Regions from separate parts of the Homo sapiens genome. Here region 2 is linked to region 1. Evidence: chromatin contacts called from ENCODE Hi-C or POLR2A ChIA-PET data. All regions are on one chromosome and are shown on one strand. Each heading gives the region's core, a stretch centred on a gene start or an enhancer-like site at or near the end of the contact. The rest is flanking DNA. Distances are from core to core; before and after follow the strand shown. Region 1 has its middle 100 kb from the start of ITPRID2. Region 2 holds the start of NEUROD1 (neuronal differentiation 1).

The links. Hi-C counts contacts between places; a loop is a spot of excess contacts on that map. ChIA-PET counts read pairs that join two places held with the same protein, here RNA polymerase II (POLR2A). Pooled maps may share reads with other maps.
Region 2: a pooled map shows a loop between it and region 1 (3-fold over the local background). The contact joins the promoter of NEUROD1 here to the enhancer-like site in region 1. A Hi-C loop is called at or near these places in 3 of 37 single-sample maps with no recorded cell type and 4 of 50 pooled maps. POLR2A ChIA-PET finds 5 or more read pairs at or near these places in 1 of 52 experiments (H1).

The regions. Positions count from the first base shown.
Region 1 is chr2:181,787,542-181,793,868 of GRCh38, forward strand. No RefSeq gene overlaps it. Among named protein-coding and RNA genes, the nearest start is that of ITPRID2, 100 kb to the right of the region's middle. RefSeq lists an enhancer at 3,182-4,381. Within about 2 kb of position 3,895, at least 9 of the 41 ENCODE cell types and tissues checked have a DNase peak (open chromatin) inside an H3K27ac peak, as active enhancers do.
Region 2 is chr2:181,676,740-181,683,066 of GRCh38, forward strand. NEUROD1 (neuronal differentiation 1) reads right to left here and starts at 3,778. Exons shown (of 2, transcript NM_002500.5): 1 at 3,691-3,778; 2 at 1-2,132. The coding sequence starts at 2,121. The coding sequence ends at 1,051. RefSeq lists an enhancer at 4,428-5,004.

The DNA.
Region 1 (6,327 bases), core at 2,645-5,144:
AGGTGAAGTGATCACCACTGATACCTCTTCAGCACTAGGGAGGGCTCTAATTCCTCTTAGCGCAGGTGACACCAGTCTGTGAGTTTAACAAGATCTCCTTGAAGGCCTGGAAATAATATAAGTCTAATACAAAGTAACCAACAGCTATTATCAGTGGTGGTTACTTAGGATTCACAGACCCAACTGGACTGCAGAGTTCCTTACACACTCCCACAGCTTCTGGGATCATGGAGACCAGCTCAAACCCACAAATGGGAGTCTCCAGACACCTCCAAACACTAGTCTAGGCCTGTTTATTGTGGTTCCTGTTGTTTTAAATGAAGTCATACTTGTTTCATTGATTGACAGTGGCACTATCTGTTTCCTTCAGATGAGATACCACTTCCCCCTCAGCCTCTACTTGTGTGTTATATGACAACAGTGGCCTGGAAGAGATCATCACAGTTGTTCCCCTTATTTATCAAAATCCCGATTGTTTTATTTTAAACAGCACACATCTGAGCTAGTAACAGTTTGGTCCAAGCAGCAGAGCACAAACCCAACACCAATTTCCTGTCACAGCCTCACCTGCAATGGGAGATGGGAGAACGATGAGATTGATAGGTCCCTCCTGTCACAGCCTGGTCTCAATTCCTAGACTCCTGTGAACAACTATCTGGATTAAAAAAAGACAAACTAGCTGGGCACGGTGGCTCATGGCTGTAATCCCAGCACTTTGGGAAGCTGAGTCAGGTGAATCGCTTGAGCCCAGGAGTTTGTGACCAGTTGGGCAACATGGTGAAACATTGTCTCTACTAAAAACATAGAGATTAGCTGGACGTGGTGGCATGCACCTGTAGTCCTAGCTACCTGGGGAATTGAGGCATGAGAATTGCTTGAACCTGGGAGGTGGAGGTTGCAGTGAGCTGGGATGGGCCACTGAACTCCAGCCTGGGCAACAGAGTGAGACTCCATCTCAGAACAAAACAAGAGACACAAACCTTCCAAGAACAAGATTTTTTTTTTTTTTAAATCATAAGGCAGTCTAAACTAAGACTAGGGCAGAGAAGAATTCTCTAAATCTCCAGGGCTGAAGTCTGCTAATAGTCTCAATTATGGAATCAAGTAGAACTGAATATATCTGTCTGAAGCAGCAGCACTTGGGTTAAATTTTTATAATCCAGAGATTCCTGAAAATATGGGTTTCCATCTATATCTTCAAGATTTTAAAAGCTCACCAAAGTCAATTCTCCCAGAGCAAAATGAGGTATAAACTGCCCACTACCCCTCTCGGCTTGTCAGTTTTCAATCTTCAAAATTATTGGAATCAAATATCCACTATACATAATTAAATATGTGTACTACTAAAGACATTAGTATTTATTACTAACATGAATAATATCTGTCCTGTCTGTATCATGCACCACTGTGAGGCCTGAAAAAAAGGGGATGTAGTGCAAGAGTAACACAGTAGCACTAGTAATACCATCAAGCAGGGATAGCCCAAGCGCAGTACTGTTACACACATGGTTTTGAAAAGCAGGTTGCAAACCATAAAATGATCCAAAGGTTAGGTAATTCTGTCACCTTTCCCTTCCTTACTGAGGCTAGCTGTTCTGGTGAACATATTTGGATTCAATTCAATGTTTTATTGAGTGTCTTCTAAGTACAAGTTAGTATGATAGGTGGTGAAACTCAAACTATCCCCTTGGCTCAAAGCAACATTTTCAATGTTACTGCTCAGCCGCACTTATACACAGCCTGGAAAACCTGTAAGAGCTCTGCTGCTGCTGAAGACCAAGGATTTCTTTTGTTTTTCTCCATTTTCCTTAGTCATTTTACATGAACAGGGAGAAAGAATGTTAGGATCTTCCTTCATCTAACAAATGAATCATTTTGTTTTGTTAGCATGAATACTATCTGGAACATACAGCTATAATGGTAAAGACTGAATTCTAGAGTCAGCAGACCTGTTTTCAACTCTTAACAGTTGAGTTATTTAACATCATCAATTCAATTCAGACTTTGATCGTATGTCAAATTGGATTGAGGATAGGATCTATCTCATGGGAAGGCTGTGAAGATTAAGGGGGATAACAAATATGAAGTATGTAGCGCAGTAAGGACTCAAATATTAATCATTTTAAATTAGTAATTGTATTATTTCTAAACTGGGTGCTTGCTAAAGAAGATACACAGATTGTAAAATGAGATCTCCATTGTCAAGTATAGAATCCTTCTACATGGAATAAGCTGTACACCAATAATGTCATTTACCCTAAGAGACATATAGAAACTCTTTGTTATCCAGAATGCCATCTATGCAAAATATATTTAAGAGATGGGAAGTGAAAAATGAATCAATGCAGCTAAACTAGGTACCAGACAGTACATATATACCTTGTACAAGTGATGGGTCCAAAATAGTAGATGACTAATTGCCAACAGTAGATTTTTGTTGTAGTTACCTACAAGAGTAATCATGATTCTTCTCATGTGGCACTATTATTATTGATCTTTCACAGAAAGAGTCATGTTATCCATGCTCATGTGCAATGGACAAAGCTTTTCCAACTTCGTCCTGTTCTAGATGTTACATGCCAGAAGTTCACTCCTGCAATCAGCAAGTGGGACACAGGTAGAGAAAGACAGAGATTTCAAAGCCACACAGACAGAGCAGTCATTCCCAGACAGTCACTAACTCCACACCCACATTCAGTAGAGAGCACTGAAGGAAAGCCTTATCTGCACTTTCGAAGCTGATACGACAGATTTTAAGGTCTATCACTGAGCATCTGTGGACTCAGAGATAGAGAATGTCCTGAAAAATAGTAATAAGGTCCATGATAGAAGGAAATAACATGAGCTAAAATACACATAAAGGATTTAGAAGAGTTCTGCGAATGTGGAAAGTCCTTAAGAAAAGTGAGCTTTTATTATTATTTTTTGTAGGAAAAAAGCGACTTGGACCCACAAAACAGCAACAATGGAAACTGGACAGCTGAAAAATATGTAGAACCATTGGCAACTTAGAAATTTAGACCCCCAAATCACCAAAGAATATTTTATTTTTTCAACAGAACAAATTCCTTAGTAGATAGGGGCACTTGTAATACACTTGAAGACTTTCTTGTGGTTGATTTCATGTGTGGGTTAACTCTAAAGTAATCTGCATATACAGATTATTCCTTAGTTTTAAATTTGTCATCTTTATAAAGTTCCAACCTAAAACCCTTCCAGGTATTATTACACCCGAGAGTATACGGATCTACCTTAGCTGTTAAAGTCTGAGGGCCCACCCAGAGCGGGCAGATCAGATAAGCACGTCACCCCACAGGAAGCTGCTTTCAGTTGTTTGCTGGGGCATGCCTTGGTATCAGTCACAGATGTTACTCAAAGATGAGACCCCTTCAGCCCTTATTCAAAGCCCTTTTACTCTTCTTTGTTCCAATTCTGTAATAAACATTTATCGAATTTTAGATACTGACAAGGCCAGGAATATATGTCTGGCCAGCCACAGCCAGGTAAACATCATACGCAAACTAAAAGACAAATGCAGTCAGGGGAGCTGTGAACACGTTCAAGCCCCTGAACTATGACCTGTGCTTTGAGTTCTGTGTGAGACTGAAAAAGACAAACAGAAGAGTTGCCTGTTAGAGATAGTTTTGTTTTTCTGGTTTTAAAGATATAATCCTTAGATTTGTAAATCATTCTTGGTAAGGGGGAGACACTGCTTTCCAGTTGTCTACCATTTCACTTACCTGAACTTTTTGAATGCACAGTCCTATACATTCTTTGTCAGTACATTGATTTTAAAGTCGTTTTATAAAAGTTAATGACTCACGGGGCCATCTGTGCAACTTAAACACAATGGCAACCTATGCAGGTGGTTGCTGTGTGTCATATACTGTGCCTGCTGTGTATATTTCTTCTAATTAGTCATACATCCTGAATCAGTTAAGGATGACTGTGGTGAGAAATACAAATCATACCAGGACTGCTTTTAGCCTGACCTATGGTGAACTTGAATGAGTAAAGTACTCCCTGGAGAGAAAATTGCTCACTGTATAGGTAGGCGTACTCCTTTCTTTCAAGGCAACAGGATACATTTAACAACAAGGAAAAAGGAGTTTATCAAATATATCCTGAGTAAGACCCTTTGGTGGCGGGTTGTTTTTCAGGCTCAATTTCTTGGCTTCTCAGATCTATCCTTTAGAAAAAAAAAAAAAGAGTAGTCCAAAAGCTGAAATTCATCAAGAAACATATCCTGTTCATGAAGGAGTCCTAGTGGAGGATGGAAACAACTTTAATTTAGGTTCTAGTAAGCAGTCTGGGATGATTTTCAGATAAACCATGAAGCCATCAACTTGTATTTAATTTGCTGTCATAAAATTTAATTACTCTCAAGCAAAACAAGTTCTAATTAGATGTGATATGAAAAAATTAAAACACAGCATATTAACAAGTGAAACTGATCTCTAGATAATAAAAGTGAGAGAAAGTACATATTGAACTTAAGGAGTGGTCTGGAAAGAGTACCAACAACTAAACGAGGAAAATTTAGTGTGGTCGTGGTAGGAGGAAAGGTAGCCAAAGGAAAGAATCCTGTGTTAATGAGCCTCTGGTCAGTGACTGAGACTGTAGAAAAGAGTAAAAAATAAAATGAAAAAAGTCAAAGGAATTCTAGGTTGTCTGCACTCACCTCATTATACAACAGATGAAGAAACTGAGGCCTCTCATGGCAAAGTGACTTGTTCAAGGACACAAAGCAAGACAATGTTATTACTAAGGCATATGTGTGTCCTCTTCTTCATTGTTAGGTAATGTATGCTAAAGTATAGTGGGCACTGTCTTCATATTTGGATGTGAAGAGAGGCAGTTTCTAGTAGTATTTAAGATGATAGGTAGACTACCAATAAAATAATTTGCTAAATATACATGATACTCATTTAAAATAGATTCCTTCTACCAGTAATGTCACAACTGGTAGTGTATGGAGGGTTTTGTCCATGTAATCCAAATTTGTGGCAAATTTTAGAAATTTTTCTTGGGAAAGGATATTTAATAAGAAAGTGATACAAACTTGAAATATAGCTTTAACAATCAATAAATTATCTAAGTACTTTTAAATGGACTGGAAGACCGAAGAAGATGTACAGATGGCAAACAAGTGTATGAAAAGGTGATCAACATCATTTGTCACTGGGAAATTAAAAATTAAAACAACAATGAGATTATACTACACACCTATTAGAGTGGCTAAAATTCCAAAAACAGATAATATCAATTGCTGGTGAGGATGTGGAAAAAGGAACTCTCATTGATTGCTGGCAGAAATGCAAAATAGTCTAGCCATTTTGGAAAGCAGTTTGGCAGTTTGCAGGAAGCTAAACATAGTCCTAACATATGATCTAGCAATTGTTCTAGGTGTTTACCCAACTGAATTGAAAACTTATGTCTACCCCCAAATCGCCATGCAAATGTTTAGAGCAGCTTCATTCATAATTGTCCCAAACTGGAAGCAACCAAGATGTTCTTCACCAGGTGAATGAATGAAAAAAAAAAAAAAAAAACTATGGTACATCCATACAATGGAGTACTATTCAGTAATAAAAAGGAAATGAGCCATCAAGGAATGAAAAGACATGGATGAATTTTAAATGCATATTGCTATGTCAAAGAAGTCTGTCTGAAAGGCTATATGCAGTATGATTCCAATTATATGACATTCTGGAAAAGACAAAACTACAGAGATGGAAGCAATTAGTGATTGCCAGAGGTTTGGTGTGGGAGAAGGGGAGCACAGAACAAGTGCGGCTCAGGAGAAGTTTTAGAGCAATGAAGCTATTCTGTATGGTATAACTGTGGATAAGTGTCACTATGTATTTGTCAAAATCCATAGAAATGTACAATAGAGAGAGGAGAGCTTAATGTATACAAATTAAAGAAAAATCATTTATGAGGTTGGGAGAATCCCAAGATGAAATGTCCAACATGACAAAGATTGTAACTGTATTACAAATGTGTGAAACAACCTCACTGTAGGTTTTATAGGGGAAGGTTACTGACCTAAGTAACTGGAAATGAGTGAGGCCTGTATGACTAAAAAAGATGGCAAAAGAAATTATACATAAGCACTATATACTCATTAATGAAGTTGTTTCCCACAGGGATAAAAGTTTTAATACCATTATACACATATACTAAAATTGAACAATTAAATAAATGGATGATGAGTATTAGATGTCAGATATCTCACTTTTGGAAAGAGAGGTTACAGATAAACAAGGGGACGAGGCCAGAATAACCCACGTGGTAACGGATTAGTCAGAAGCATCAGTATGAATT
Region 2 (6,327 bases), core at 2,528-5,027, 110 kb before region 1:
TCAGATTTATTACATGAATATATGACAAACCACCATTTTTGTGACTATGTATAAAATCATGCATTTATATTTTCTGGAAACATCAATAGCTTCAGATTCTCTGTAAAATCATGGAATGCAAAGGAGTAAAAGACTAAAAAGTAACAGTGCAAATTGTATGTGATAGTCAAGCAGCTTTTGATTTAAAGAAGGGTATGTTGGCATTTATTTATAATATGTATATACAAGCTTGTGCAAGTAATGTGTTGAATTGATATGTTTTGATAGGGAATGTATCTCTTAATTTTTTCTTCTCTTGAAAATTATGATTCTGGTTTTTATTTTAGGGAGACGGAAAGACTTTAAAGTGAAATGAATTGCTCAAATTGTGCAATTTTTTTTTTTTTTTTTTTTTTTTTTTTTTTTTTACAATTGGAGAGGAAAGAAGTGCTAAGGCAACACAATAACTTTCTAAGCACTTTTCTGCTGGTTTAAATTAGTTAAATTATTTTGTATAAATTAGATATAATTCTACTTTTCTGATATGTATAAAAATTGATGAAGCTGCATGGTTTTAAAATAGGAAATCCACATTATAAAAAGTCATTAAAAATTCTGTACAAAATCACAACAAAATAATTCAGCATGGGAAAGGTAACAAGTAGTAAAATGCTGGTTGAAAAATATATATTTATATATATTTTAATTGGCCCATTACTAGTTTAAAAATTGCATAGATCCTAATTATTGCTTGTGATTTTGTTATCCCGATCAGATAATTAATACGATCTGAATACAGCCACACCAAATTCGTGGTGTATTTTTTAAACTTTACTGTATTTTTTTATTTTTTAAATAGAAGAGCTATAGAAAATAATACATAAGGTGAACAGGAACTTTGATCCCCTGTTTCTTCCAAAGGCAGTAATGACAATAAATACATATATCACTTGAAGCTTGGAGTATTTGCACTTTGCAGCAGTAGTACCCAAAGGGCTGCCTTTTGTAAACACGACAGTCACTGTAAGCACAGTGGGTTCGTTTCCCGGAAATGGTGAAACTGGCGTGCCTCTAATCATGAAATATGGCATTGAGCTGGGCACTCATGACTCGCTCATGATGTGAATGGCTATCGAAGGACATAATATTGTCTATGGGGATCTCGCAGCGAGGGGCAGCGGTGCCTGAGAAGATTGATCCGTGGCTTTGGGCCCCTGCCAGTGTCGCTGCAGGATAGTGCATGGTAAAGGCATAATTTTTCTCAAACTCGGCGGACGGTTCGTGTTTGAAAGAGAAGTTGCCATTGATGCTGAGCGGCGGGCTGAGGGGTCCATCAAAGGAAGGGCTGGTGCAATCAGTCAGAGGGCTTTCAAAGAAGGGCTCCAGCGCTGCGCTGTAGGCGTGCGGCGGAGGCTTAACGTGGAAGACATGGGAGCTGTCCATGGTACCGTAAGGCGGACTGGGCAGCCCAGGCGACTGGTAGGAGTAGGGGTGTACAGGGAAGGAAGCGCTGGCCGTCGGCAGGTGGGGGGGCATGTCCTGGTTCTGCTCAGGCAGAAAAGTCCGAGGATTGAGTTGCAGGCAGCCCGCAACCAGGTTGGTGGTGGGTTGGGATAAGCCCTTGCAAAGCGTCTGAACGAAGGAGACCAGGTCTGGGCTTTTGCCTGAGCGCAGGATCTCCGACAGAGCCCAGATGTAGTTCTTGGCCAAGCGCAGAGTCTCGATTTTGGACAGCTTCTGCGTCTTAGAATAGCAAGGCACCACCTTGCGCAGGTTGTCTAGCGCCGCGTTCAGTCCGTGCATGCGGTTCCGCTCCCGGGCGTTAGCCTTCATGCGTCTCAATTTAAAACGCTCCAGGCGAGCCTTAGTCATCTTCTTCTTTTTGGGGCCGCGTCTCTTGGGCTTTTGATCGTCATCCTCCTCTTCCTCTTCTTCCTCCTCTTCCAGGTCCTCATCTTCGTCCTCCTCCTCTCCCCCGTTCCTCAGTGAGTCCTCCTCTGCGTTCATGGTTTCGAGGTCGTCCTCCTTCTTGTCTGCCTCGTGCTCCTCGTCCTGAGAACTGAGACACTCGTCTGTCCAGCTTGGAGGACCTTGGGGCTGAGGCTCGCCCATCAGCCCACTCTCGCTGTACGATTTGGTCATGTTTCGATTTCCTACATTCAACAAGGGAGAGGCAAACAGAAAGAAAAGCAGAAAAACGCTATATTCAAAAGCCAGATACGCCTTCAGCTTCCACTCCCTAAACCTGTACAAATGCTTGCGAAAAGTACCTGCCCATTACAAAATGAATGCCTCTGAGAAAAAGTTAAATGCAGTGTTTTATAATGGCGCGTGCGTGTGCCCCGCTAGTACGTAGGAGTGAGGACAGGACTGGGGGAGGGTAGTGAATATGTATATGTGTACACCACTCACGCATATGTGTTTGTATCCTAGTGATTAACTTAAATGTGTTTATGGTGGTTGCCCGACAGGATAATGTGTGTGGAAATGACTGTACATTTCAGCGACTTCATGTTTATCCAAATGTGTTCAAAGTTACTCACAACTCCATAAAAAAAAAAAAAAGCTGTAAAATCACACATTCTACTTCCATTTCTGTCCTGGCTTCCAGATACTTAGCGATTTAAGTTGAACAGCCATTGCGTAATTTACTAATACTGGCAGCGATTTTTAAGAAGATTACATCGACGGGATACTGAAAAGCAAATGCAGAAAGGAGGAAAAATAGTTTCCACCAAATTGTTTCACCATCAATGTAACATTTGGCAACAAAAGTGGACAGGGTCTTCCACCCCTCCCTCGCCTTTCTTTTCTTGCCTTCCATCTCTGGCCCACCGCTAAATTTCCACCTTGTACAAAAGCGCTAGCTGCAGGGCGAGGGCTGGGGGCGCGGCGCAGAGCGCTCTCCCACGCGCCGGGGATCAGGTGCGGAAGGCTCCTCTCTAATAAACAGCCCATTGAAAGGGCCGCCCGCTCTTTATTGGGGCTTTTCAAAGTTCGCCTCAAACCTCCCTTTAAAAGATTGAGTAATTATAATGGTCAGCGATTGGCAACCGCGAAGTTGCCGCTTCTAGTAAGGAAAATAAAAAGCCTTTAGTAAAACAACTGAATTTCTGGCTCCAGTAGTGGCTGCTGGGGACTTGGCCGCCTCTGGAGCGGTAACAGGTAGCAGGAGTGAGTCCCTCTCCCTTTCTCCACTTTCCCCCCTCTCAACTAAACTATCTCTGAACCTGATTTATTTTCCATGGTGTGAATACTCAAGGTATCCATGTCCCTTTCATTCACTGAAAACACAGCTTGACACTCCCAATGTGCGTAAAATACATGCACACAAAATATATATTGATAACATAGATTTTTTTTTCTTACTGTAAGAAGTGAGAAAGTGAAGTCATTATTGCTTTTGGGACTTTAAAATCAGCACTAGCAGATAATCATAGTTACCGTGCATTCTTTTAAAAAATCCAAGAAGCTCCTATGCTATCCACAAAAGAAACCCAAATTTTTAAAATTTAAATTAGAAAGCCTGCAGGGGGTACTTGAGTGACACGACTCATTATGTGTGAGTACTTATGGGCAATTATGGAGGGGGATGCTGGTCTCAATACACATACACACTCTCGCAAACGCACACATACAGAATATGTAGGTTCATCAGTCTTCAGTTATTGCTTCTATTCTGGGGCAAAAAAATGAAAGAACTGTAATTACCTTTGTTGTTAGTAGGTCCTGAGCAGTGATAGTCTCATAACCCTGGGGCCTCCGGACGCCGCGCCTCCTGCGTGGGCGAATTCCTCGTGTCGTGGCCGCGCGGGCGCTCAGGTTATATAGCCCAGTTAGTGATGCTAAGCGCGGGCGGGGCCGCTAGCTGAGGGGCTAGCAGGTCTATGCGCCTGACGCCTGCGCACGCGTCCAGGCTGTGCGCTCCCCGTTCTCCCCTCCTCCCCACTTCTCCCCACGCCTTGCTCGTCTCCCGCCCTCCTCCGACAACCGCTCCCCTCACCCTCCACCCCTACCCCCGCCCCTCCTCCTTCCTCCCCGGCATGCGCCATATGGTCTTCCCGGTCCAGCCAAGAGCCTGGAACCACGTGACCTGCCCATTTGTATGCCGCGGAGCGCTCCATTCCGGCCCCTTTGTGGCCAGAAGAAAGTGGCCCATCTGTCGCCAGTTAGAGACTCCGCGGACCTGTTTTTACCCGCAGGAGAGATTAACCCTTTCAGGCGGCAGAAGGGACGGGGATAGAGGGGGGAGGGGATTTGAGGGAAGGAAGGGAAAAGCTAATGTTAACTAGGTCTAGATCAGAGCGAGTGGCCTGCTTTCGCGCCGGAAGTAGGACAGAGGTGAAAGAGGCAGAAGCGGGGAGACTGAGGCACGCAGTGAAGAGTCCTCGCTCCTTTCGATTTCTTGTCCTGACACTGGCATCCAGAGCAGCATGACTCCTTGCCCTCTCTGAAAGGCCCATCCCTTGGCTTCTTCTCCTTGGCAGACGCTTTGATCATTGGCGCCAAAGGATGGCTTCTCCTAATCTCCGTCGGCCCCTCTAAGCAAACATATACGCCATATAAAAGCGGCTTCATCTGTAAACGCAGCGTTGAGATTAGTTCCCCAACCTCCCTAACCGGATCGTCCTCTCCCAGTTCCTTCAGTACAGAAAAGTTGTACCTGCCATTCTATCCCTACCATACGTGCAATTCTTCATGTCCTGACCTTCAGCTACGACTGTTCCTCCAGACCCTCTCACTACGTCAGTCCCCACCTCCATCCCCAGGATCTTGTCCTCAAAGCGAGCTAGTTCTCGCGAGGAGGCCTTGGTTCCATTGGCCTTTGCGCTCTCTTATGTGGGAGCTGGGGACTTCTTTGACGGTTGTATTCTGCCTTTTAACCATGGCCACTGGGTTGCTGGAAAGGGCACCCTCACTCAGCCAGTCCAGGGACGCTTCTGGTTCCCTGGCCAGCCCGCCCTGGACGGCCTCGGCTCTCTAGTCCAGGCATTGACCACAAGTACGGTGGTGGACACCTCGCCACAGCCGGACCTGCGCTCTTGCTCCCCTCAGTCTCGGGTCTGTATAAGATACTTGATTCAGACAAGCGTTTTCAAAGAGAAGATGCAATGGGCCTGTGCTGAACGGGTCTTTCCGATCTCTTTCTAGAAACGCCTTTAGCACAACCCCGGAAGGATTAATGGCTGCGAACTCCTCCAGACTTCAAAGCCTCTGATTTGAAACTCCCAACTTGAAGGTCAAGCAAAGACCACAGAAATTCTCGACCAGTTCTGAAGGAGCCATATTGTTGCCCAAATAGCAATTCTTTACTCTTTTCGAACAAGGGTTTTCCAGAATAATAGATTTTAAAAAGAAAGAAAGAAACTGGCCTGTCTACTCGTTCTTTCCCAGCTTTGCCTCTAATCCTTCATTAACTAACTCCTTACCCCCTCCCAGACCTGAAACCCTCTGCAATAAATACCTCTTACGTGAATTGCTTATTTAAAGGCAATTGCACTAAACATCCCTCGAGTTTGCAAACAGCGACAGGGTTGAGAGGCTGGATTGGGGTGCATCTGGGAGAGGGTGGGGACGGGAGGAGAGAGTAGGGGTAGAGGAAGAGGGTCCTAGCCAGATCCCCGGTGTCTGAAGGTAGCAGGTGCAGCCTTCCCTGCACAGTACTAATCTAAAAGGGGAAGAAAAGAGTTGTGCCACCGAAGCGTGGCGTGAATCGTTGTGGGGTTCTGGAGTTTTGCTTGCTTTTCTACATTCACTTGGCTGACAAAGCGCATAGGGGAGGATAAAATAATTCACCCAGGAGCCTGGGCCCAGGATTTACCCCTGTACTGTCTGTATCTTCAGTGTTGGGCTAAAACTCGAGGGCGTCGGAGTACTAGCCCTTAGAAGATAGTACACAGCCCGACGTTTGCGGCAGGGCCAGGTTAAGTACTGCCCCTCACCCGGCAGCTGCCCCGACTGGCAGCACACTATGCCGCAGGCATATGCAACTCGTGCCTAGGCTCTCATTTTTCCAACTTTGGGGAGTTCCGGAGGAGAACTGGGGACGGAGTGGGAGAAAGGACTCCAGCTAGCTTCGAGGTCAGGGGTAGCCTAGAGGTCCCTCTGCTAAATCCTTGTCCTCACCCCCAGAAAGCAGAAACCTCCAGTTCGCGACATCCTGTGCAATACAGGAGAATTATGGTGGAGTCAGATGTTCTTGAGCAAGAGGGACGCCCGAGTGTTTTGCCAGACGGAGACTCAAATGCGTAAAGTGCGGGAATTACTAGTCTGTTTCCTCCCTCTACCCTTGATAAATTCATCTCTAATCCCACTGCGCGTTGTTCGCTCAGGCCTGGAGATTTGTAC